Regions from separate parts of the Mus musculus genome. Here region 1 is linked to region 2. A link is a loop called in an ENCODE intact Hi-C map of the cell type or tissue named here. Cell type or tissue: heart. All regions are shown on one strand. Each heading gives the region's core, and the rest is flanking DNA. Links, peaks and the distances in the headings are about the cores only. Region 1 overlaps Fdx1 (ferredoxin 1). Region 2 holds the start of Arhgap20 (Rho GTPase activating protein 20).

Evidence for each region. Hi-C counts contacts between places; a loop is a spot of excess contacts. Peaks named below come from ENCODE experiments on the same cell type or tissue, not always from the same donor. Only the 100,000 strongest peaks of a DNase experiment are listed, where the experiment ranks them.
Region 1: it touches region 2 in a loop (3.0-fold over the local background); 5 of 42 quality-filtered maps call a loop at or near these places.

The regions. Positions count from the first base shown.
Region 1 is chr9:51,941,426-51,954,049 of GRCm38, forward strand. It overlaps Fdx1 (ferredoxin 1), which reads right to left. Exons shown (of 4, transcript NM_007996.2): 3 at 7,152-7,281; 4 at 1,598-2,224. The coding sequence ends at 2,110. Among named protein-coding and RNA genes, the nearest start is that of Fdx1, 16 kb to the right of the region's middle. In heart, for the core only: no CTCF peak of the experiment used is centred there; no DNase peak of the experiment used is centred there.
Region 2 is chr9:51,757,442-51,770,065 of GRCm38, forward strand. It overlaps Arhgap20 (Rho GTPase activating protein 20), which reads left to right and starts at 7,910. Exons shown (of 15, transcript NM_175535.4): 1 at 7,910-8,170. The coding sequence starts at 8,066. Gm40520 (a long non-coding RNA gene) reads right to left here and starts at 7,987. Exons shown (of 3, transcript XR_870739.3): 1 at 7,160-7,987. In heart, for the core only: a CTCF peak has its summit at 7,053 (motif pointing left); DNase peaks (open chromatin) are centred at 7,910, 7,940, 8,470 and 8,660; H3K4me3 peaks cover 3,224 bases; H3K27ac peaks cover 1,410 bases; H3K27me3 peaks cover 4,275 bases.

The sequences.
Region 1 (12,624 bases), core at 1,951-9,950, 180 kb after region 2:
ACACACACACATACTGTACCTTTTATCATTTTGCCCTCCTTAGGGGAAATCTTTCAATCATTTTTCCTATTCTTTGAGAACTTCATGTATGCGTATGTTTTGATCAAACCCACTCCCCATCTCTCCCTTGCAGTAAGCTCCCTTTCCCTCCTACCACTTTTTTCCCCAATTTCATGACCTCTTGTTTTCAAAGTCCACTGAGCCAGGAACTGGAGGGATGGCTCAGTGGTTAGGAGCACTAGCTGCTCTTACAGAGGTCCCTGGTTTCTCAGTACCCACTTAGTGGCTCACAGTTACAGGTCCCTCCTTTGGCTTCCACGGACGCTAAGACTAAGTGCACATGGTGCATAGACTTACATGCAAGCAATCACCCATATACATAAAATAACAATTAAAAAAATGTTCTGTAAAGGCCAAAACCCACTTGGTATGCCTAAATGTGCATGGATGTAGGACCATCTAGCGAAGTGTGGTAGCATCTCAGGAACTACGTGGTCTCTGAAGAAAACCGACTCTCCCTCCCCAGTAGCCATCAATTACCAACAACTCCTCACCTAAAGGTGAGCCTTCATTAACTCCCTCCCCCATGCGTGCTGGGATTTCAGCTGGCTTGATATTGTATAGGTCTTGTGTGACAAGTCACAGCCTCTCCAGGTTCACATGTGCATCAGCACAATTTTGCTACCAATGCCTGTAACCTTGGACTCTTACAGTCTTTCTGCCCCTTTTCACTTGTTTGTTCCCTGAGCCTTGTGGGGAAGAGATATGAGATGGCCTGTTTATCCATCTGTAAATTTATGGTACACAGCACAAGGCTACTTGCTAAGTTTTACCCTTGAAAGAGTACACTGTGGCCATTGTAGCATATTTGATTCCAGAACACACTGTGTAACCCCTTTGTGAACACTGAAGAATTTATTTTTGGTTCAGGTAAAGAGTCAAACATCTTCCATATATAATCACTATCTGTGAGCTGAAAAACACTCTAGTTTCTGGGTCTGTGGCACAATGTTGGGCAGACTGTGTATAAGAAGACAAAAACCATACAGATGAGTGTTGGATTCTGAGAGAGGTGGGTAGCATGGGATTTGAGACAATGTATTGCAGGCAAACTTTATGGAGAGGGAAATCATTCATGAGTTAAGGCAACTAAAGAATTCCAGAAATGGATCAAGATTTTCCCTGAATAGGGTTAACTATCTCCTTTATCTCTAAGTGAAGTTTCTGAATATGTCCTTGTACCTGATGGACAATATGAACACAAGTTTTTAATGCTAATGATATAAAAATACCATTACCATGAAGAAAAGGACCAGTTGCAGTGGTCCCAGCAGGCCATGTCAACCACTGCCAGTTTTGGATAGCCTGGTATCTGTACTGAGAGGTCGGTCACATGAAGTCCTCTGTAACACAGCTCTGTGGTTATATACACCTCTCCACATCATGCTTGCTGCCTCCTGCTTTGCCAACCTCAGTTAATTGCTCCAGTTTCATTCTGAACATCAGTCAGCACAAGATTCGGGTCCCAGTACAGATTCTCTGGATGTATCCTAGTCAAGATAGAGCTCTGCCATCCACATGAAACAAGATGCTAAGCTTTTACATTTCTTGAAATTTTATTTTTATTTCTTGTGTATGAATGTTTTCCTTATTATGTCAATATACCACATGTATTTAGGGGCTAGAAATGGAATTACAGACCATTATGAGGCACCATGTAGCTGTCAGACTTGAACTGGGTCCTCTGGAAGAACGGTCAGTGCTCTTAATTGCTGACCTAATTTTCCAGCACTAATGGTACTATTTAAAATTACCTTTTTAAAAAGCAGACATGAGATTACACAGTAATGTTTTACTAAAATCACCAAACACACTCATGGTAAAATACATAAGGAATTTATTATATCAGCTGCCTTCTAATAGTTGACTGATGTTTTAATAATTTAATCAAAATAAAAACTGCAAAGTTTCAGTTCTACAGAACTGAACTAAGACAGCACAGCTACTCACACTAAGATATATATTCTGTCATATAATCACTTAATTATACTAAGAAATAATTATAAAAATAGGTAAAAATTTAATGAAAATATTTCTTTTTATTGTAGCTTAGGAATTCTTGCTCATGTCAACAGACTGTCGGACATCCGCCACTGCTTCAGGCACACGCACAGTCATATTGTCCATAGCCTTGGTCAGACAAACTTGGCAGCCCAACCTTGACCTGTAAGGAAATGAAGGAGGCTCCATTTAGTATTGGAACATATCATTCACATGCCTGTAGTTGTTTAGGATATTTGTAGACTTTCTTGCCTAAAGCAATTGGAGAATTTGCTTACCTTTTAAGTTTTCGTTAGGCCGAAACAGACACAACCATCCATGCCATCTAACTGATGTCATGCCCTCTAAAGGGCAGCAGCAGGTAGCATCACACAACCTACTAGGCCAAAGCTTCATGAGGCTCTAGTGTGTTACCCAATGAACTCACCAAAACTTCTGTTCAGTGCGATTGCAGACAGGAAGAGAAACAACCAGAAGGCGTGAAGGCACACACGTGACTTAGCAAGCTAAAGAAACAAGTCTTCAATGCCTAAATAAATGAAATCATAGACTGAAGGCAAGCGCAGTGGCAAGCACCTCTAATCCCAGCACTTGGAAGATGGAGGGAGGTCAGGAGTTCACAGCCGTCCTCAGCTACACAGCCAGGAAAAAGACTGAACTAGACATGAGATCCCACCTCAAACGGTACCTACAAACGCCTTCAGACAAGGTCAAACTCCAACCATCAAGGGCAAGGATGTATCCCCCTTTGAGATCAAGGTCTATGTCAAAGCCAAGGACATCTTAAAGTTACTGCTAGATGTAAGGAGGCAGCTGTGTCATAGCTGTAACAGGTACACCAGTGTCTCCAAATGAGCAGGTATTTTGACTCCAAAAGTGTTGCATTTTTAACCCTTTCAAAGTAAGTCCAAAAGTATTATAAAACCAAAATTACCAGCACTAGAGGAATACTGTAGATGCATATCTGTAATCTGTTATAGGAAGAAAGACCACCACTCCATTTTCTTCTCCTCCTTTTACAGATTGCTACAAGTCATGCTTCCCTTGAGCGTTTTGTTTTCAACACACAGACATATGAATAAGTGTAAATAGCCTTTCAAATGCACACAATATAGTAAGCATACAATATAACACAGTGCATATTTTAATCAGTAGCACTTTTCTTTTCTCTTAGAAGTTCAAAAAGGTTTCGTGTTAAGCTAGGTTGGCGGCACGAGCCTGTCATCTAAGTTACTTAGGAGTTTGAGACAAAAAGAATGCAGGTTGAGGGCAAGCCTGAGCTAAGGAGTAAGTTCAATTCCAGCGTGGAATTAAATTCGATCCAGTCTCAACATCAAAAAGTAAATACAGAGCTGAGATACAGCTCAGTGTGAAGTACTTGCCTAGCATGTGCAAGGCCCTGAGCTCAGCTCCTAATACGGAAAAAAAAAAAAAGGCTAATCTTACAACCAGTCTTTGACAAAGCATGTTATAAAGGCATTGAATTCATTAATAGATTCATCAAACATTTATTGAACGCATAATGGTAAAATTTTCTACTACTAAATGTCAAAGGGTAAAGTGGTAAATGTCAATGGGTGTACAACTAAATGTCAATAGATACACTACTGTATATTAGTGGGTATACATGGAAAACTCAATTCAATATTTTCTTATTAACATCTGTTACATGTTGGGCACAGGAGAGGTATTCATAGGAAAGCACAAGATTCAGAGCCAAACAGACCAATGGTTCAAAAGCAGCACTGACAGAATTTTTAAGGGCAACTTCTATGATTTCCTAGCCTGATCATCACAATGGAGAATAAAAGGCTTGCTCGTAGGGCTGCTGAAGACACTAATTGCCAATGTCAGCAGTATGAAGTGAACTTTCAATCAGACAGATGAGATGAGACTACTCACTGATAATTAGCATGTGAGACTGTGACAAATGACACACAAGCAGAAAAAATAAAACCCCTTTGAGGAAACACCCATACTTCTGGCCAGGATAGATGGTATCTAGAAGGGTAAACAAGATTGAACATTTATAAGAGGCAAACCAGCTTGAGAAGAGCATTTGAGGTCACGGTAACAGACATAAGAGGCTCAAAGGAACATCTGAGCTGAGGCAGATGCTTCAGTTTTGCTGACAAGACAAGCAATGGGCTAGGGTGTGGCTCGGTGATAGACACATGCCTCATGTCCAAAAGTCCCAAATTCAATCCCCAGAGTCTTCTTTGAGAAAGAGAAAATTTACATGGAGAATTGTAGCTTAAAAGTCGCCAGGGTAACACATAAGTTTAGACATAGTGAGGCACCACTAGGGAGTCCTAGAATGAGAAAGCCAGGTTAACCATAGGGAGTTTTGATGATGGGTGAAAAAAAAAAAAAAAAAAAATCAACCCATCTCCCATCAGTAGTTCTTTGTAGAACTAGAAACAGCCTTGACAATACCCAATTATGCACTGAGCTCTATCTGCAAGAGCCAAAAACAAAACAAAACAAAACCCACAAACCAAAACAAAACAAAAGGCAATCCAGATAGACTTTAGACTTGGGAGGCCTTAGTGAGCTAGTCAGACACGGCACATGCTCATATGATGAGTGAGACAAGGCTACTCCACAAGGAACTATTAATTTACAAAGTGAAGCACCTATCAGTGAGGCTCAGCAGAGCACTGCAGGTAGTGATGGGAGAACAGGCACACATGAGGACAGAGAAGAGCTCTGGGTCAGAGCAGCCTGACACAATGAGCTTGCATGTAAAAAGGTATGGTGTTCTCAGTCTCTTCCAAAGGTATTAGTCTCACCTCCATAAGACAGAGGTGAGGCTGGAGACAGAACTGTGTTGAAGGAATTCTGATCACACTGTGAACCCTAAGACTGTGTTATTTACTGGAAAAACCTGTTTCTAGTTGTGGTGTGGCTTAGCACTAGCACACACCTTTAATCCAAGAGTTTTCTGTTTATTGTAAATAGGATTAAATAAAGTCAGCCATAGGTCAAGAGGCAGAGCAAGCAACCAGCAGTCAGAGAGTAAACATAGAAAATAACCATAATGAGTAAGAGGAAGTCAGGATGATGGATAGAGAGACACACAGGAAGTCGAAGTTCACCCCAGCATTGGTTGGCTCCCATTGGTAAAATCAAACATTTGAGATTTTGTTAAAAACAGTATTTGGCACCAAACATGGGGTGCCATTTGTAACCATTTGGTTTTTTTCTGTCTGCCCCAGTTCCTGAATAATGACATGGAGGCTTATTTATTTATGTCTAGGCCTTAAGCTAGGTTTGTTCCCCAACTAGTTCATAATTCAATTAACCTATTTATTCTATTCTATGTCTGCCACATGGCTAGTTTCATATGTCTGACTTACTTGTCTTGGTGGTGAATCTCCTGTGCCTAATTCTGTCCTGGAGATCCTATCTCCTCCCAGAAGTCTCACTTCCTACTTCCTGCCTTGTTATAGACCATCTGCTTTTTAATAAGTCAATCAGAAGATGAGAGAGTGTTTGCAAAATATGATATAGTTATGTGAACCATACCAAAGTCCAGTCTTCATTCAACTCTCTGCCATCACAGAAATCAACATTTGAATAATACAGAGACAATCTGTATGGGGTGGTTCTGATGCTAAGGTCCTACTCCCCATTTGGTTCTTGATCAATTAATAAAGATGTCAGGGACCAATTGCTGGGCTGAAGGAAATAGGTGGGTCTTCCAGGTTCCTGCAGGAAGAGGCAAAGAGATACAGAAAGAGGAAGGGAGATTTTATCATACTTCGGAGGGAGAAAAGGAGACCGTGTGGGATCTCAGGTGGAGCAGCCATAGGCTGCTTCCCCAGGCAGGAGATTAGAAATGCAACTAAGCTAAGGGCAGTTTAAGAGGTGTTGAGCTAAGAGTATTGGGAAGGGCACGCTAGCCGAGGGAGATTAGAAGCACCCAGCAATAGAACCAATAAGGCAGGTTGAAATTCAGGTGTGTGCGCATGTGTGTATGCTTGTGTGTATATGCATGCGTGTGCCTGTGTGTGTTTCATCCACAGATCCAATATTCCCTGGGTGGGGGCTGGAGTTTAAAGTGGCATAGTAAGAACTACACACTATGATAATCTTTACAGTACATAGTAATATTATCCCAATATAGATAACTGACAGGGCACTCTTGTCTAGCATGAGCAAGGCCCTTTGCACTGAAAACTAAACAGAATGAAAAATAGTGAGATGAAGTATAAAAGAAACAAACCGAAATAAATAAACTATTACCACCATAACTGCTTAAAATATAAAATGAATTCTTGTAAGCTAATAAAGTTTTTAAAAATTATTCATTAAGGTAGCAAAATATACTTAAACAAAGCCCACTCTCAGTAAGTAATAAGCCTCCTTAATTATGCCTTGAAACAGTAAATCCAGGAGAAGTCTTCCTTGACTCTGAGACTGGAGAATTAAAAAATAGTATCACTAATGCCATCTGTTCTATGGAGCTTGCCATGTTTAAGAGAAACTCTACCTACTAATTAATAAGCTCTGATTAATTTCTTTAACATACACTTAGAAAAATAACTAGTCACCTTAACATAATTACTACTATATATTACGTTTCTTTGAAAACTCAATTCTCTGAAACAGGTAAAAATCTCCACTATAATTTTGTTCAATTATCAAATCTGTCTTTCAAGAATACTATAAAAAGTATTCCATTTAATTCCACCCTAATAAATTGTGATAAATATTAATTCCTGGCATAAATAGACTAAAAAGATATATTACAATTTAGAAATTATATTACTACCAATTAATTCTTTGACTTGTAAAAGAGAAGTTTCATGGAGGCCTTGTGGACAGTGAAAGAGAAATATCCCCAGACTTCATGACTTGTGCTATACCCACAAGGGCACTTCTACTCATGCGTATGACCTAAGACCTAAAGGAATATTAACACAGACTTTTCCAGGTTGTTGATAACAATGAAGCAACTTTAAACCCTTACCTGACAAGGCAGGTTTTGTGCCTTATGTCTGTGATCTCTGCACTCATGAGTGTGAGTCACCCTGACCAAAAGTTATAATCCTGTCCTTCAAACAAAACCAACAAAATCTACTCACCTGTCTGTTAGTCCAAAAGCCAGGTCAAGCATGTCATTCTCTTCATCAGTAATGGCATCTAACTTCTCATAGATGTGATCCTCAAAGATAAGATGACAAGTAGAGCAAGCCAACGTTCCCTCACACGCACCTGTCAAAGCAGCACAAGGTGACCATACCATCCACTGTAGCAGTGCACACCTGGCTACTGCGAAATGCACTTTAGTTTTAGAATCAGCTGCACACTTAAAAGGGCTGAAATACTGAGTAATCATGAGTCAGGAATAGGTCGCCCATCCTCACACAGTCGTAAATCACTCAGTACTTCACAAAGGTTCTGAACAGATAATGTGAGGGGACCATGAAGGTCATACAATTCGAATATTAAAATGTATACATGTTCATAACTGAGACACACAGACACGTAAAGATGCGTTCTGAAATACATATAGCAATGATGCATATAATCATTTGCACATAATTCACCTTGTCTGGAGAGCTCAAAACAACCAATAAGGACTTGCATTATATAAGAGAAAGCATCTAACCTACACCTAAATAAAGATAATCATTCTTTTCTCTCAATCCTCTAAATAATTGGGTTTAATCAAACAAGATGTTTTAAGAAGCACCACAGATTCAAATACTGTGAATATTTGTGTTCCACATTTAGATTATATTTATTTTACATTTGTGTGTTATGTATGTATGTGCGCATATGTGCATCATATTACAGAGTGAATGTGGAAGTCAGAGAACAGCTTGTGAGAGTTAGTTCTCTCCTTCCATGATGCAGGTTTCAATGACCAAACTCTGGTTACCAGATGTGGTTGACAAGTGCCTTTCCTTGCTGAGCCATCTTGCCAGACCTTTGCTCAATTTTAAACCATTAATTTAACAGTTATTTATTCAGTTCTTATTATGATCCAGGTACCCTACAAAGGAATCTAACAAAATCATGTCATCCAGCCAAATCAAGGCAGAGTCTGCTGAGAAACAGCCTCAGACTTCATTTGGAAATCTCCTCACAAAGAAATTCAACCATATAAGCCAGGGCTTCCTGAACTTTCCACTCATGTCCCACTTCCAAGTGAGAAATTTTTATGTGACCACAGGTCACAGGCAAATAAAATAGGTACAGAAATCAAGTGTGTAATTTTAATAAACCAGAAAGCCAATTATTTGATATACACACACATATATGTACACACACACACACAAACACACATACACATATTTATACACAAGATCTCTCAGAATTTTACTAGCCAGATAGCCTGGAGTACACAACACAGTAGTAAAAACAAGGAGACCTGTCTCAACAAGGTAGACAGTAAGAAAACTCCATACCATACACAGAATACACATAACCACACACACATAACCACACACACACAGACACAGAAAGAGAAAGAAAAAGAGAAATAGAAGAGAAAGAGAGAAGAGAAACACCTTCGTTTTTATTAAAGCCATTTTAAAGTAGTGATAGCATCAGGAAGGCCCAAGACACGAAGTTCAAGAGCATAGGAGTTCCCCGCCTATAACTACCTCTCCCGTTATATGTCATGGTAGGCTTCTTTACTTTCCATGCTTCAATTATCTTAATAGTAACTATACCAACCTCTTGTAACCTAGGAGTTACAAGAATCATGAGTATAAATAAATTATATGTATTGGCAACGTAGGGGTTGTGGTAATTACTATTTGGAAATGGTCAGACTCTCAGGCTGCTGGAGGCTGAGGAAGGAAACTGCATCAGTGTTCTCATCCAGCACTAGACCCTGCGTGCTCCAATACTAACCTGATTGGCAAGATGTGCCCTTGGTGCAACAGTGGCATGTTTGTCACGTCACAGGGTAATCAACAACTTTCTGACTGGATTTTAAGCTGGCTTCACAGAAGGGATTTCATGCCTGTTATTGTAAATCTGGTCAAAAGTCCATGACAAGAGAGACCACAGGCCCTGGGAATTTATTGTTAAGCTGTCCAACTGCCTTCTAAATATTCATGTTTACAACCATAGATTTGTGTTGTTCTCAACTCAGGTGGAAGGAGCTTGATTTTGCAGTAGGTAATGGTTAACACAGAGACTCATAATTGGTCAAAGTGACAAAGAAAGTAGAGATAAGGCTCAGGGAACATTTTGGAAGAGGGCCTGAAGGAGTGTGAAGCACTGTTTGATGAGGAGGAAAGCTGTAAAATGCTGACATCTGGACATGGCACAGCTTCTGCAATACATAGCAGCTATGATTGCCTGCACAGGATCAAGCCAGTCGAAAATCCAGCATGGATGCAAGAGTTCCCTTGGCAAAGGAACTGCTGGCAGTTGATGGTTGCTGAGAGAGAGAGAGTAACTCTCTTTTGAGGACATGACAACACTGGTAGGTTGGCCATGCCCCAATTGATGGATGGCCCTACACTCATGCATGTTAGCAGCACTAATTGGTCTTTGGGGTTATTAATATCAAAAGGAGGTCAAGAAGTTTAAAGGAAGACAGGGTAGAAAACACTAAAGGAAGCTGGAGGGAAGTAGTAGTGAATGGAGATAATAAAGGCACACTCTATAGATATGTGAAATTTCTACTCTCCGTTTATGAAATTTGGGTGCTAATAGGATGTTTTCTATATGAAAGTCTTGGGTTAAGATCATTCTGTCCACTTACAATGCTAAGATAAAGTGGGCCACCCACCCATACCTAACCCCTTTCCTAACCAAAACCTAGAATACAGCTATGTTGGAAGTTACAGATTGAAAATATAAAATTATATATAAACATTTTGTTCAAAGGATGATCTAGCATAAGAGAAATGCAATGCTACGCATAACAGCAAGCAGAAATACAGACTTCTATAAACATTACTAGGACCTCTTATCTTGGATAGTCATAAAACAGGCATATGAAACATACAGAAGAAAAAAAGTTTGAAATGATGAGCTAGATCAATTTAATCACAGATGTGTAACTGCCCCCAAGTGGCAGAGTACTGAAACGCACAATACTGAAAAACTGATCTATTAACATACAAGTTGGTAGAAAGAATATTTATTTATTGTATTACTTCCCAAGTTTACAACTGTCCATTTTGGTTCACTTATTGCCTCATTCCCTCATATACAGTAAGTTATAAATTGAGAGTGACTGTATTGCTCACCAGAGACCAATGGAAGCAGAACACAGACGTGAATTACGGAAATGTGGTAAATGCTATGAAAGCACGGTCTGAGGTAGACCCGACAATGACAGACTATCACAGACTGGGTGCCACAAGCGATCCAAGTTTATAATGGGTTGGGAGTAAAGAGAGAAACCTTACTAGGGACTGGGTGGTTAGGTGAAGGAAGATTTCTTTTGTTACCTAAGCCCAGTATCCTACACCCTAGAATCCAGCCATTTCTTCCATAACATTTGTCACCATCTACTATGCATTTCTCCTGTATGCTATAAGGGACTAATACAAAGACACTTAATACAGAATAGTAAGTATGCATTTGTGGGATGAGGGAGAAAAGATGGTACCTTGGCAGAGGTGTCTTGGCAGAGGAGCACATGAAGTCTTGAAAAGTGGTGATTTGGTGTAAGTTCAAGCTTCTAAGAGGTCAGCATTGCTACACTAGGAAGAGCAATGAGAAGTGGAGGGGGAGGGGAAGAGCAGTGGGGAACATAATACGTGTAGCCTTTTAGGTCAATGAGGAATATGGATTTAATCTTAAATGCAATGGCAAATCCTTTGTGGTTTTACTCAGAAAACTAATACAGCTGATATCAGACAATCACCCCAGCTTCAGAGCTCCGATTGGAAGCAGGTTCACAGGTCCAGTGGCTTCATAGAGCCAAGTGATAAAGATAATGGAGCCAAAAGAAGCGTCTGGAGGCTTAAGGAAGAGAAGATGCTGATGTACCAGGAGAAAACCTGCTGCTCAGGCTCCAGCCTGCAGTAGCTGGATAGTGTTCATGATGAATACAGGAAATGCTGGAGGAAGCTTTAGGGGAGGGGCGGAGGCTGTTTTAAGAACATGATTTTTACCAGCAACATGGTTCATCAGGTAAGGACAACTGTTGCCAAGCTTGATTGCTGACTTGAGATTTATGCTCACAATGCACATGGTGGGAAAAACAAACTCCTCTAACCTATCTCTAGCCTTCCACATACGTGTTATAGCAAGTGTGTGCCTGTACTCACACACAAGTATTATACACATGTGGTGGAGGAGATAAGTACATGTTTTAAAAATCAATAATTGAGTTCTAAATACCTTTGGGGTTTCCAAAAAGAAACATAAAGTAGGGAGTTGAATCTACAAGTTCATGATCAGAGGAGAGAACTGAATCAAAGATGGAAAGTTAATCTCTATCAGCATCTAGGAAGGGCTTATAGTCACAGAGTAGATGAGATTACATGGAATCTCACGGAGATACTGCAGAAACCATGGACTTGGTCAGGCACATGGCGAGCTCAGTGAGTGATGCTGTTTTGGGGGATGCCACGGAAACCTTTAGGAGGTACAGCCTTGCTGAAGAAGCATGTCACTGGGTCAGGCTTTTGGTCTATAACCTCACCACTTCCAGTTCCTTCTCTCTCCTTCACATCTGTGGTTGAAGATGTGATCTGTTAGCTTCCTGCCAAGACCACCTGCTGCCATGTCTCCCTCATTATTATGGACTTTCTATATGGAACCATATGCAAACCAAGATAAACGCTTTCTTACCTAAGTCACTTTTGGTCAAGGGAGTTTTATCACAATAAAAAAGATCCTGATACACTCAGACTAACACATTTGATCTTTGTAGCAACTGTATGGAGTAAATACTAGTACTAGCCCCACTCTATTAGAGAGAAGACAAGACAAGAAGTTAGGCCTAACCCAAAGCCACAGACTGAGTGACAGAGTGGACAAACGAGCCTAGGCAGGAAACCCTACTCAACCACACTAAAAAGGGATTAGTGGGAAAACACTGTTTTAACTTTGATTCACAGTGTGTATTTAATTTTACACCAACACTTCATAAAATAAATATTTCACAGTAAAATTCCTGCAAAAGATGTTGTGTTTTTCTATGTTTTTAGAAATTAATTAACTTCTCTAAGATGCTAGTCTGAAGCCAATCAAGTGGAACTGGAATGTAGAGTGCTTGCCTAGCATACATGACGCTTTAGGTTTCCTCTCCAGCATGACAGAAATCAGGCTTGGTGGCTTGTATACTCAGAGATAAAGAAGGAAGATCAGGAGTTCAAGGCTGACCTCAGATACATAATTTCAAGGCCAACAAGGATACAGTAGGTCAGGTGTTTTATCACAGCAACAGAACAATAACAAATACAGTAGAAGGACTTTTGTAACAAAACAACTCCCTTCTGGTGTTTAATTCTTAACTCTTCTAGAACTGTCTTATACAACTGTACAGCCTTATAGTCTATGACTATCAGTTCTCTGTTGATGGGCAGTTGTTTTTGCTACTCTTTTCTGTTAGAAACATCTCTGAAATAAACTGGC
Region 2 (12,624 bases), core at 2,096-10,095:
GCACTTTTGCAAATTATTTTCTTTCATTGTCTGTAGCAAATATGTAAAGGTTGTTCTTTTAGTGGTTATTTATGTTATGGAGTGTGTGTGTGTATGGGGTATGTGTGTGGGTTTATGTGACACACAAACACACACACACACACACACTCGGGGGGCGGGGGGGAGAGAATGGGTGTTCCCATGCATGCAGAGGCCAAAGCAACACATTGATGGCTTTCTTCTAAGACTCTCTGCCACACTGCCTTAAGACAGAGTCTCTCGCTGGACAAGGAGCTTACATTTTTGGGGAGACTGTGTGGCTAGTGAGCTCTAGGGATCTTCTTGTCTCCACCCCCCCCACCCCTCCCCTAATGCTGGGTTAACTGTCAGGGCCAGCCATACTTGGTTTTTCACGTGAGCTCTGGCGGTCTAAAATCTCACACTTGTCAAGCAAGTGTTCTCACCCTCTGATCATCCCCTTATCCCTTCATTTGTAATTTAAGAGGAAGAGGGTATCACACAGCCCTGAATCAGAGGAATAATGTTGGAAAGATTCATTTCCATAAACCTCTACAGAGAACTGTATCACAAGTATGTAGAGCGAACTAACAAACATGCAGTCAGATCAAACACCTAGGGAAAACCAGAGGAAACACCAGAGGAGAGAGAAGTGTCACAGATAGGGCTTTCCCCTGAAGAATGGGCAAGAAAAAGTCACAGTGGAGGGCAAATGATTGGTAAATTAATTTTGTCTGTCTCATGAAGCAATCTAAAATACGATGAAAAATGCATTTCTTCTGCCTTCTTCTGTTTCTTGTTAAACAATCAAGTTGCTTTTGTAAGATATATACATAGATATGTGTATAGATAGATATAGATACAGATACTAGGATTAGAGATATATTTAATGATTATGATAAGCCTTTGGCCTGCAAGAAAGCTAAGTAGGATACTTAAAGTCACATGTTCCATGAGAATGGATGCATCTCAGTTTGTGGTCATGAAAATCAAAAACATTGCCATCAGATTTTGTGATAAAAATTATGGGCTTTGGCTCCTACACTTGATGCTGGCTCTTGCATTTCCACGCTACATGGACTTCGATAAGTACTTTAATACCCCTTAGTACCAAGCTGTCCATTTATGTAACAAGCATAAAAATGCAAGTCATTGGACGTGTCTTGAGGTCTGTGGCAGAATGACAAATGTTAATATAGTGTTTAAGGCCCAAAGCATTATCCTGCAAAGCTATGTCCCACTAAGTGACTGGGTATGAGCATTACTGGGGTACTTCTGATAGTCCATATTTAAAGTCTAACCAGGCTTGGGAATCCATCATATTTGGGTTCAAATTCTAATTCACTTTCTATAACTTATAATTAATAGTTAGCTCCAGGGTAATCTAATGCCTCTGGCACCCATGAACCCTGGCAGTCATATTCACATTCCCATACAGATCCACACACATGTACATAATGAAATTCTTTAAAAAGGATCATAATACTACCTCTTTGGCATCACTGAAGATTATGTGTGATGTATATGCAGCCTACCTAACATACAATAGGGACTCCACAGATGTCAGTCTCCTTCCGCATTTCCTAGAAAAATCAATGTATACATTTTTATTAGAATCCACAATCCTTCACATTCTTTCCCCAAATTATTTTTCTAGCTTTGGTTCCAAGCATCTCCCCATTAGAATCTTTCTTTCTTTTTTTTCCCCCTCCTTTCTCTAGATCCTTTTTCCTCTATGGTCTAAAACCTCTTAGACTGGGATTATATTCACTGTGTAAATAGCCTCTTGAGAGATTACAACCAAAAGGTGACTAAAGCCTCGTGTCTGATCTTGATCAGTCTTCTAAGCATCTCAAGCACAAGACTCTGCTGACACTCGGACTGCAGGAAGCAGCCTCTGTACCATCTTGCTATACAGAATTGAGCGCATGGGGAAAGCTTAACTACAGGTCAGACAGGAACAAGAATGCACCCCTGAGATACAGGCAGGAAGATCTGGGAGGATATTTGCAGGTTGCATTTGGTACCTAACATGATGTGTGTTGCACTGCGTAATCAAAAGTCCATTGCTTGGAGTGAGCAAATAGTACGCTATTTCACCTATATACCACATTTATATTTGAACAATGTTGCTAAGAACACTGATGTACAGGTACCTGCTAGAGAAATGTTTTTCACCCTATGGGTCAAAACCATGTAAGGGTAGAATAACCCTTTCACAGTTGTCGCCTAAGACCATCAAAAACCACAGATATTTATAATATGATTCATTAACAGTAGCAAAATTACAGTTGTGAAGTAGTAATGAAAATAATTTTATGGTGTGGGGCCACCACAACATGAGGAACTGTGTTAAAAGGTTTACAGCATTAGGAAGGTTGAGAATCACTGTGTTAGAGTCATTGTTTTCAAATTGTTGGAAGTATATACTTAGGAATGGAATTGCGGACTCAAATGTAATCTAGGTTTAAGGTTTTGAGGAAACAGCAAGAATTCCCTTTTCAGTGTCCCCCATTCATGAAAGGGGGCAGAAAAGTTTTAAGGGGTAGTTCAGACATTGTCTGTGGGTATGGCTGAGAGAAAAAGTCAAAAACAAAAAATCTCAAATGTGCAAGTTAACAGACGACTTGGTGGTCAAAGGTGTGACGCCGTGTCTGTGAGTGGTCTGGAGGTAAGCGGGATTCTTTTGACTGGATTTAATGCACCTAACCCTGGAGAGACTTGAAGCCCCAGGGAGTGGGGAAGTCTGGTGGGGGTGGTCAGAGACAGAGGGAAGGAGGAATGGGATGAGGTACTGTAGAAGGGGGGACCAGGAGCAGGAATACAGCTAGACTAAAAAAAATAAAAGTAATAATAAAGAGGAAAGGAAAGGAAAAGAGAAGAAAAGAAAAAGGGAGAAATCTAAGCTATTGAGCTTGAACTATGAAGCACATGAAGGCAGGCGTGACCAAGAATAGGTGAGGGATGGAGGTGATAAGAAGTTAATGACCTCAACATTACACCCAATGAAGTAAGTGTTCACAAATCAGTGAGTCTGTTGGATGCCCAGTTGTGAAACTGGGATAGAAATAAGGAACTAGTTAGCACTACATGCAAGCATATGGTATGACCACAACCAGACACAGCTCAAAGATTACTAGAATAAATGAGAGTAAATTTTCATTTCCAGGACTTGGGGGTGGGGTGGAGGAAGAAATAAGGCCACAAAACACTTTGGTGTGGACACCAGAAGAAAGACAAGCCAGTAACCTTCAAGGAGAAAGCCCAGGTCAAGGTCTGCTGCTTTGACTCTGTAACAAGTATTCTCAATTCTTCTGTTCGATTGTTATGCCCACTCATTTGGCAAACTAACCTTTTCTCTGAATGAATTCAGTCCACTTTCCAGAATCCCCAAAGAGAAACCCTGCCTTGTGAAGGTAAGTCCATTATAAATTCATTCGGGTTGTGAATATGCGGGCAACACAGTCTTGACCTTGCTCATTCTTCAGAGCCCATTTAAAGCATTCTATTTACCATCTATTCTCTGATCCTCATATGTTTCCCTCTGTTCTCTGCAGAACTCGCTGATCCCCAAAGATGTAGAAATGCTTACTCAATCCCTAGCCTCAATCCTTATGCAGTACCCTTGCTTACAATGTGTTAGCCAAGCTTTCTGCCTTACCCACAATTCTTTCCTACTTATCTTTTGTAATAGAATCAGTGTTGTTTGTCCTGCACCATTGGCCCCAGTGTCTTCAGCTGTGTCACCTCTAATGCCTTCCCTTCCGTATTTATGTGAACTCACTTGGCTGTGTCACCTCTAATGCCTTCCCTTCCATATTTATGTGAACTCACTTGGCTGTGTCACCTCTAATGCCTTCCCTTCCGTATTTATGTGAACTCACTTGGCCCTCCTTGATTCCCTTCAGATCACTCTCTCTTCTCTAGTTTCTGCTTTCTCTTTCAACCCAGACACACCTCCAAAGAGTCATGTACATTTACTATAGGGCTCTTTCTCATTTGTAAAACCCATCCCATTCATATCGCTTAAACTGATCTAGATAGGATAGACACACACACACACACACACTGCTGCTGCTGCTGTTCATAAAAATAATAGGTATTTTTCCAGTCTTATCTTTCTTGGTCACTTTATCTTTCCATAAGCGTTTTTCCTCTGACCTTGTTCTATAAATGAATATTAGCATCTCTCCCCTTCTTCACCCGTAGCAGATCTGCCTACTGTGTTGGTGATAAACAGACTCCTTCTCCCTCTGATGAGGGTTGTCTTGTTTTCCTTTCTATCCACAGCTAATCTATAAAGAGAAGTCCCAGTTTTCTCCCTCCCCCTTCCAGGTGCACCTTCACCTCTTGCAGCCTAAGATGTCAGCCACTATTTCTCCATAACCGTTATATTGACTTTGAACATGAACCCACTTAGCACTGTTCATTTTCTCTAAATGCTTTATCTTCCTCCCCTCCACAGTTTGTCACCTCCATTGCTTTCCCAGTGGTGTTCTCAGTGGTGACCATAAGGGTTTGGGATTACATAAAATAATAGACCCAAATGATTTCTCAGAGAACTTAAATTTTTAAAGAACTTGGAATTATATGGAAATATGCAGACTTTAACGTTTGGCAACACAATATTTTTAAAATATGCATATCTGAACTCCCACTTCAGGCCATCAGTTTCCACTGTGGGTCAAGGGCATTTGGATACAAAGTGGAAATGACTGCTAAGTGCATCTTGTATTTATAATGACTATCCCTTTCAGCTCGTCAAGCACCTGGTATAATCGTCCTACATATGAAGAAACATCGCATGAAGTTTTTTAGTATTTGTGTTTTCACTACTATTCATTCTGATGATTGGCAAGATGCTGGTTTTATTCTTAGTGTCCATTGCAGGCCTGCTCCTGGAGCTTCCCAGATGCTAGTGCTTTGCTTCAAGGCTTGCCTCACAGTATTTTAGGTGCATCCTGCTTGTGTCTAGCATTGTGCTTCCCACGCTTCAATTGCTTTATCATCAGTTTCATGTCCTGGTATCACTTGCCTACAGCATAAGGATCCTGGTGAATAGAAAATGGTTTTCATCGTCTAAACAACACAAGGACTAGTCCAGGGTTCTGTCTTCCTCTGTATAACATCTCCCTCACACTAGACAGAATGATGGAAGTGACCTATGGTTGTATATAATAGTGTGTTTATCCATTCAAATATAAAAGGTTGTAAAAATTACTGCAGCATGCTTGGGTGCATGGTATAGAGAAGAGAAAAATGCAACTTTTCCTCTTAAAGCAAGTAGAGCAAACGGCACTGGTATAGTGTGGTGTGAGTTACTCAGAGAAGCAAAGCTTTCCGCAGCACGGAAAGCAGACCAGGTAGTTGAGAAGAACGCAGGTTCTGAAGCTGCATGGTCAGTTTCTAAGTTACCATCACTGTTCAAAGTCCTCGTGGCCTGCTGTTGTCTTCTATGTGGAGTGGGGGAATAAACGAACCCACCCTATCTGATACAGATGGGAGTTAATTATATCTGTAAAATACTCATAGTCTCCCATAGAGCAAACACTCAGCAAAGGCTTCCTGTTGCAATTGCTGGAGCTACTCTCAAGCCTGGGTGCCTGGAGCTGGGGAAGAGATAAACCTAGGAAGACTTCTCTCGGTTTCTGACAGTCCTGAAGATTTCCAGGACGATTCACCAGGTACCTTTTATGCCCCAGATACTAGACATTTCGGAGTAAAGTAAAAGAGGGTAGAGACGTAGCCTGGAAAATTCCCAGACACGAAGGACAAGTCCAAAGTCCTAGTGGGCTTCTGAAAGTATGACGATTTCAAGGTGACAGAGAACAGGGTGAGAAGCAAAGACACATAAGAGTCAGCAAGAAAGTGAAGTGAGGGTGGGGTGTGGGGGGGGGTCTGTCTTTCATTCTGTACTATGACATTTTTGGTTTATTCCACAGCAAGGAACCAAATAATGGTTTAGCAGGGCAGTGTTGTGATCAGACAGACATGTGTCTCTACTGTCGGCTGTTCAAACCCAAATTTCCTGAGTAGCCTTGCCTCGAAACTTAACGTGGAGAGAGCAATTTTCTGTGCTGTTCCAAGCTATTTCATCTTGGGAATAAAAAGACAAAATGAACAGTGAAAGTTTTCCACATTTGCTGGGGGAAAAGGGGGTACCTTGATTTGGGAAACTGGCTATTTCATCACAGAGATACTTCATAGTCCATGGGGCTCTTTGAATGACAGCCAGCTCTGTCTTGACTCTTCTGCATCTTTCTTATATCATTTGTGTGTCTTCTCAGTTCATTTAACTAACAAACATTTATTATGTTAGACACTGCCTTAGTATCTATCAGGTGGCAACAAAGAACAAGAATGTCTGGATGGCTGTGACTCTTTGGGCTAAGTGAACTATTTGGAGATAAAAGAATTGAAACAAACAAACAAACAAACAAACAAACAAAAATGAGGCAGATTAAGAAAAGCCAGGGTGTCCATTCACCAAAGAATTAAGAGATTAAGGCACCTGGGGGTGGTTCCAAGTGAATGAACAGAACTGCAAAGCCCTCTTTAAGCACAACCTATAAATTAGTGGGTGAAAGCCCTTCTCTGCACGAGGACCACAGCTGTAGCACCCCTGATTCACAGATGTATATACATATATATGAGATTTATTAAGCTTCCTTTTAACAATGTAGTGTGATGTGACTAAAATTAGCCTTATATTTCCACAACAAACAATCTTAGGTTTGGATGATTGTGTAGGTGTGTCTTTGTGGGTGTGTGTTGGACAGCATCCCCTAGCTTGGAACACTGCCCACCTGAGTTCTGTTCCTTATAACCTGCCCCAATAGCCGCCCAAACTGCAAGAAACCTCTTTTTCTTTTTTTCTTTTCTTTCCTTTCCTTTTCTCCCCCTTTCTTTTCTTTTCTTTTCTTTTTTCCTTGTCACAAAAATAAGCAGAATCCGTAACCATCTCGCAATCACGGAGTGATATCCTTAGTGATTTTTTTTTCACACTAGTTCTGATTCCAAGGGAAGAATGCCACCTACTGTATCATTTACACCAGCAGCCAGCCCTGCAAAGTGCGAACACTACTTAACCCTGGTCTGTTCCAACTGCCCTTTGATTATTATTTAGTCCAAAAAAGAGGGAGGGGTCACTATTTGGACTTACAGGAAGTTAGGTTCTGAGCTCGCGATATCAGATCAACGCTTCCACATATTGTTGCCTTCTCATAGATACTATGCCAAGTTTCAACCTCCTTTCTGCCTGCATTTTCCTCTTAATTGCGCTTTCTCCTTCAGAATGCAGGGTCCCTGCAGCTTGCTGCCTGCGAAGCTGGTGGTGCAGACATGCAAGGTTGCTTGTCCATGCTTGCTCCCTGTGACTGCAAAGCAACAGCTCTGGGTTACCCTGACAGGCTTAGCTAGCAAGCGTTCGATATTGCCCCCGAAGTCCGGCGATGCCACCAGGGCTTCCAAATTTGTCTAACTCCTTCTTCAGCGGAGCGGGGACCGGGTTGGGGGTGGGGGTGGGGTCCCTTCCGCAGTCCGCGAAAGCGAGGCTAGGCTGGCGGCCCCTGCACCACCTTCGAGCGAGCCGCGCTCGCTGAGGCTCCCGCGCTGCAGCTGCGCGGGAAGGGACGCTGGCGGGAGCGAGCGGACAGGCGCGCGGAGCTGCACCGGAGGCAGTGGTGCGTGGTGCACGGCGCGTGGCGCGCGGCAGCGAAAGCTTCGTACCCGCGGAGGCACCTCGCAAGGTTAGTGGCTTCGGTAGCGCCAAGCGCTGAGAGCTCGCTCCCGGCAGTGTGCACGGGCGGCGCGGGGAGGGCGGAGGAGGCGGGGCGGACGCGGAGAGGCGGGGCGGGCCGGGGCGGGGCTACGTGGACGGGCGGCCGCCCGGAGCGCTTGCTGCAGCCTGAGCAGAGTGCGGCGAGCGCGACGAGCGCGGCGCGGGCGGCGGTCCATGGCCCCGACGGGAGGCGCGCCGCCCGCACCCGCAGCTCGGCGTCCGGCCTGAGCGGACCGCGCCGCGCAGCCACCCGGTCCTCGGCTTGGGCTTAGCTTGCAGATCTTCTTCATGGAAGCGATGTCTCCGCAGCAGGATGCTCTAGGGGCGCAGCCGGGGCGCTCCTCCTCGCTGACAGGCATGTCTCGCATCGCGGGAGGCCCTGGCACCAAGAAGGTGAGGACGCCCGAGCGGGAGGGCCCCTCCATGGGCTCGCGCCTTCCACGGGTGCCTGGTGCTGAGAGGGGTTAACGGTCCCCGCGTGGGGTGGGAGGGTCACCTCCCGGGATCCCCGCTGTCTTCTCTGGTGGAAACGGTCTCGGAGAAGCCCGTTGCCTCTCCATCTCTGACCCGGGGAGTGCCTCCCTGCGAGCCTCCCGAGGTAGTCTTAACCCGACAGCCTGAGGAAGGTAGGCGGCCCCGGAGGGGAGGGATGATGCGCCCACCCAAGGCCTCCAGGGGATGTCGGAGATGGGTGCCGTGGGCTACACTGTGGGATCCGGAGGTTTGACTCGGCCTAGATCTAGGCTGGCTGGCGGTGGGCGGGCAGTTTCCGGAGGTCCCAGCGGGGCATGGGGGGCTTGGCTCAGAACCACCCCCTGAGAAGGGACGTTTGCATTTGCCTGTGGGGGCGGCGCCCTTGTTCCCTGACACCCGAAGGACTGATCCGGGTAACTACTTGTAGCTTTTGCTGGTGATTGACTGGTCCACGGTGCAGCGGGAGGATTTCGATAGAGGTCAGGAGTCTGCAATAGGTCCCGGAGCAAGTGCACGTGGGCCGCGAGCTTCTGAGCTCCTGGGAATTGATTTGGGTGCTGTAGCCATGGGTGCCCCCTTCCCTTCCTCCAGCACTAAACCTTCAGATATTTGGCCATATTTGTTCCTTACAGTGGTGTCGCCTTCTCCAGCTTCTGTGGAAACAAGTTGGGATGAGAGCTCATTCTAGTTCTTCCCTAACAAATAATGTGAAAACGTTGCATTACTATAATTAGAGACTCACAGGGATACACTGGCTCCCTGCATGTCCGGATTTTATGGCTTTTCATTAATCTTCCCACTAGAATGGTGGCTTGGCTGGAGGTGAAAGAAGAGAGGTGATAGCTGTATAGAAATGTATGTGAGCTCCCAAGGACCTTGGGCCTGTCACAGAGCCCTCTATGGGTGTCTGTGAACTTGATGGATGGGCAGTAGTGGCGGCTCAGCCTTTGATGTATGGAGGCTGATGTTTGCCCTTGTGGGTTTTTTCACCCTTCAGAGACAGTGTGTGTGAGTGTGTGTGCGCGCGCGCGCGTGCGTGTGTGTGTGTGTGCGCGCGCGCGCGCGCGCTGTATGTGGTGTGTGTGTGTGTGTGTGTGTGTGTGTGTGTGTGTGTGTGTGTTCCAGTTTTTCCAAATAAAACGTGAAATTGTCAGGATGTCATTCTTAATTTAGGATGGTAGAGGAACATTAGGCAATTGGCAGAGATTTAAAGCGTTTTGGTTTTGTAAACCTAAGGAATTGGAGAGAATCAAGCATTTGTTTTCCTAAAGACTGTGGCCCCGCCCCGCGACTGATTATGCTAGCAAGGGGCGGAGGGGAGGGGAGGGGAGGGGAGGGAGCCTTAAAGAGTAGCTTTATCATTTTCAAGCCGCACTTGTCCCATAAAGGAAGGGAGGCTGTGTCCTTTTTCCTATGCTCTGTTCTCTGGGCACAGCCACTATCTCTAGGATGGTGTCCTTCGTTATAAAACATAAAGAGCTAGTACATTTCCACATCCATCTCTACTCCCCCAAGATTTTTGAGAAAATTGAATGGATGATGGCACATAGGCGCGATTGTGTTAGCCCTTCGTGTGCATTTTCCCCGTGATTGTAATTCACAACACTCGTGTTCTGGGTTACTCAGGCCTGTCATCTAGGATGGGGTTTCAACACCTTTCTTCAGTCAGCAATAGCCAACCCACCACAACAGCTGCCACCCTTCCAAAGTGTCCCGAACTTCTCCACTCCACCCTGCACAGCTTCCAGTGCAGTCCGAGCTGCCCAGTACCCATCTCTAACCTGTGCCTTTGCAGAAACTCCCACGACACCCTCGTGTCTTTCTGTGACCCGTTCTGCATTTAGCAGTGCCAGAATGGGTGGGTTTTTTTTCCATTTGAATTGATGGTGACATTCATTTTGCTTACAATTCTGAAGGCGATTCATTTTGCAGGCCTAGTAAAACGCAGACACTTCTCCTTGGTCCCTTCTACTTCTCCCATTCCTTCACCCTCCCCACTTTTGTATGTTCTTCAGCCTCCTGGGCCTTCACTTTCATACACTAAGTCAAATTCATTCCTATTTTAGGCATTGGTGTTATTCCCTTTATGTCTGCCCAAGGAATTGTTGGTTGGTTTTTCTGTTTTTCATGTTGTGCAAACCTTGGGTCTTCTAGAGGTCTCTCTCCCTCTCCCTCTCCCTCTCCCTCTCCCTCTCCCTCTCCCTCTCCCTCTCCCTCTCCCTCCCCCTTCTCCCCCCCCCTTCCTTTGTAAATGAAAGCCACCTCCTGTCACATTCTGGGCCTTCCACTCTATTGGTTGTCTTAGCATTCATTGTACTTGGCATTTTCTCCTCTGCTTATTTCTTTCCCATTACCTGCCTCCCTCCCAACTGTGTCCTCAAGACTAGAGTGGGTCCTGCTAGATAGCAGTTGTTTCGTAAGCATTCCTTGGGTCATGGCAAGCAAGGAACAGGAGCAGTGTGGCCCCTGTCCTTAGAATTTGCCTTTAAGAGAAGGATCAGCAAGCCTTAAAGAAACAGTAAATACTTGAGGTTTGCCAGCCTTATGGTCTCTGCTTACTTCTTCCTCTACAGCACTGAAGTAGAAATGGACACTTCCTAAGTGAGTGGGCTTGACTGTGCCCCAGCAGAATTTCACATGTAGTGGAGATCAGCAGAACGGCTCATCAGATAAATACCCTTGCTGAGCAAGCCTGGGAACCTGAGTTTGATGCCCAGAACCCACGCTAACATGGAAGGAGAGAGCTGATATTCCACCAAGTTGTCCTCTGGCCTCCACACACATAGCATGCAGGTGTGTGTATGTGCACATACACATACCATATACAGCATGCACACATGTAATAACAATATAAACATACCCTGTAGTTTGCTGCCCTCTGGTCTGAAGCATTTGTGTGGTTTGGTTTGTTTGTTTGTTTGTTTGTTTGTTTGTTCTGTGGGACCTGGTCAGATGGTGAGGCTTGACCATCCTTCGTGTCTGGTAGCCAGTAACCACATGTGCCTGTTCAGGTCCTGAAATGTGGCTGGTACCCTGAAGATTTTAACATCTCTCTTGAAGTTTAATCGATAGACAGTAACCTCACATATTTAGAATTTATAAATCTAAGGTCTGGTGTATGTATGCACTTAGAAAATGTGAATTTTCCCAAGAAATCACCTGTCTGCTTTATGTCATTATAGACTAAGCGTGCATTTTCAGCTTATGTAAGTGAATTCCTTTATTGTTATTTTTATTTTTGCCTTCCTTTCACTAGATGTAATTTTCGTATCCACCTGTGGTTATTTGTATGTGTCTGTGCCTTTCATTGATGAGCTGCCATAAAGACTGAATATCTTAGCATGGGAGTTTCAGGTTTCATATACTTTGGACTTTGAGTTGTTTGGTTATACAAAAATGAGATAACTCATGAGCGGCATTCAAATCTCAATATAAGATTAATTCATATCTCTTACGTGCATAATCTGAAGATCATTTTGCTCATTGTTTTTAGTACACCTGTATTTTGACCTCAGCCCATCACAGGATGTGGCATAGACTGTCCATCTTCTGTCTTAATCAGCAAGCAGACAGTCTCAGAGTTTGAGGCAGTTTTGGATGCCAGGGTTGGGAACTAGGGATGTTCAGTTTGTAGTTCACTTACCCATTCCTCTGGCGATTGGATTGCTTCTGCTTCTTGGCTGTTACAAGTAAAGATGTTGAGAATCTTCGTTCACAATTCTGCATGGACCTATGCTTTGAGTAGGGAGCAGTAAATATCTAGGCATGGATTGACTAGGTCATAACTAGCCATATACTTGACTCTTTGAGAAAACCGGTTGTTTTTTTGTTTGTTTGTTTGGTTTTTGTTTTTGTTTTTCGAGACAGGGTTTCTCTGTATAGCCCTGGCTGCCCTGGAACTCACTCTGTAGACCAGGCTGGCCTCGAACTCAGAAATCTGCCTGCCTCTGCCTCCCGAGTGCTGGGATTAAAGGTGTGCGCCACCACGCCCGGCGAGAAAACCGGTTGCTTTATTCTGAAGTGATCTTACAGTTCCAAAAGCAGTGTATGGTAATCCAGTTCCACACATGCTCACCGACACTGTTAGCATCTCTCTGTGGGTCAGTCATCCTGACACTGCTAGCATCTCTCTGTGGGTCAGTCATCCTGACACTGCTAGCATCTCTCTGTGGGTCAGTCATCCTGACACTGCTAGCATCTCTCTGTGGGTCAGTCATCCTGACACTGCTAGCATCTCTCTGTGGGTCAGTCATCCTGACACTGCTAGCATCTCTCTGTGGGTCAGTCATCCTGACACTGTTAGCATCTCTCTGTGGGTCAGTCATCCTGACACTGCTAGCATCTCTCTGTGGGTCAGTCATCCTGACACTGCT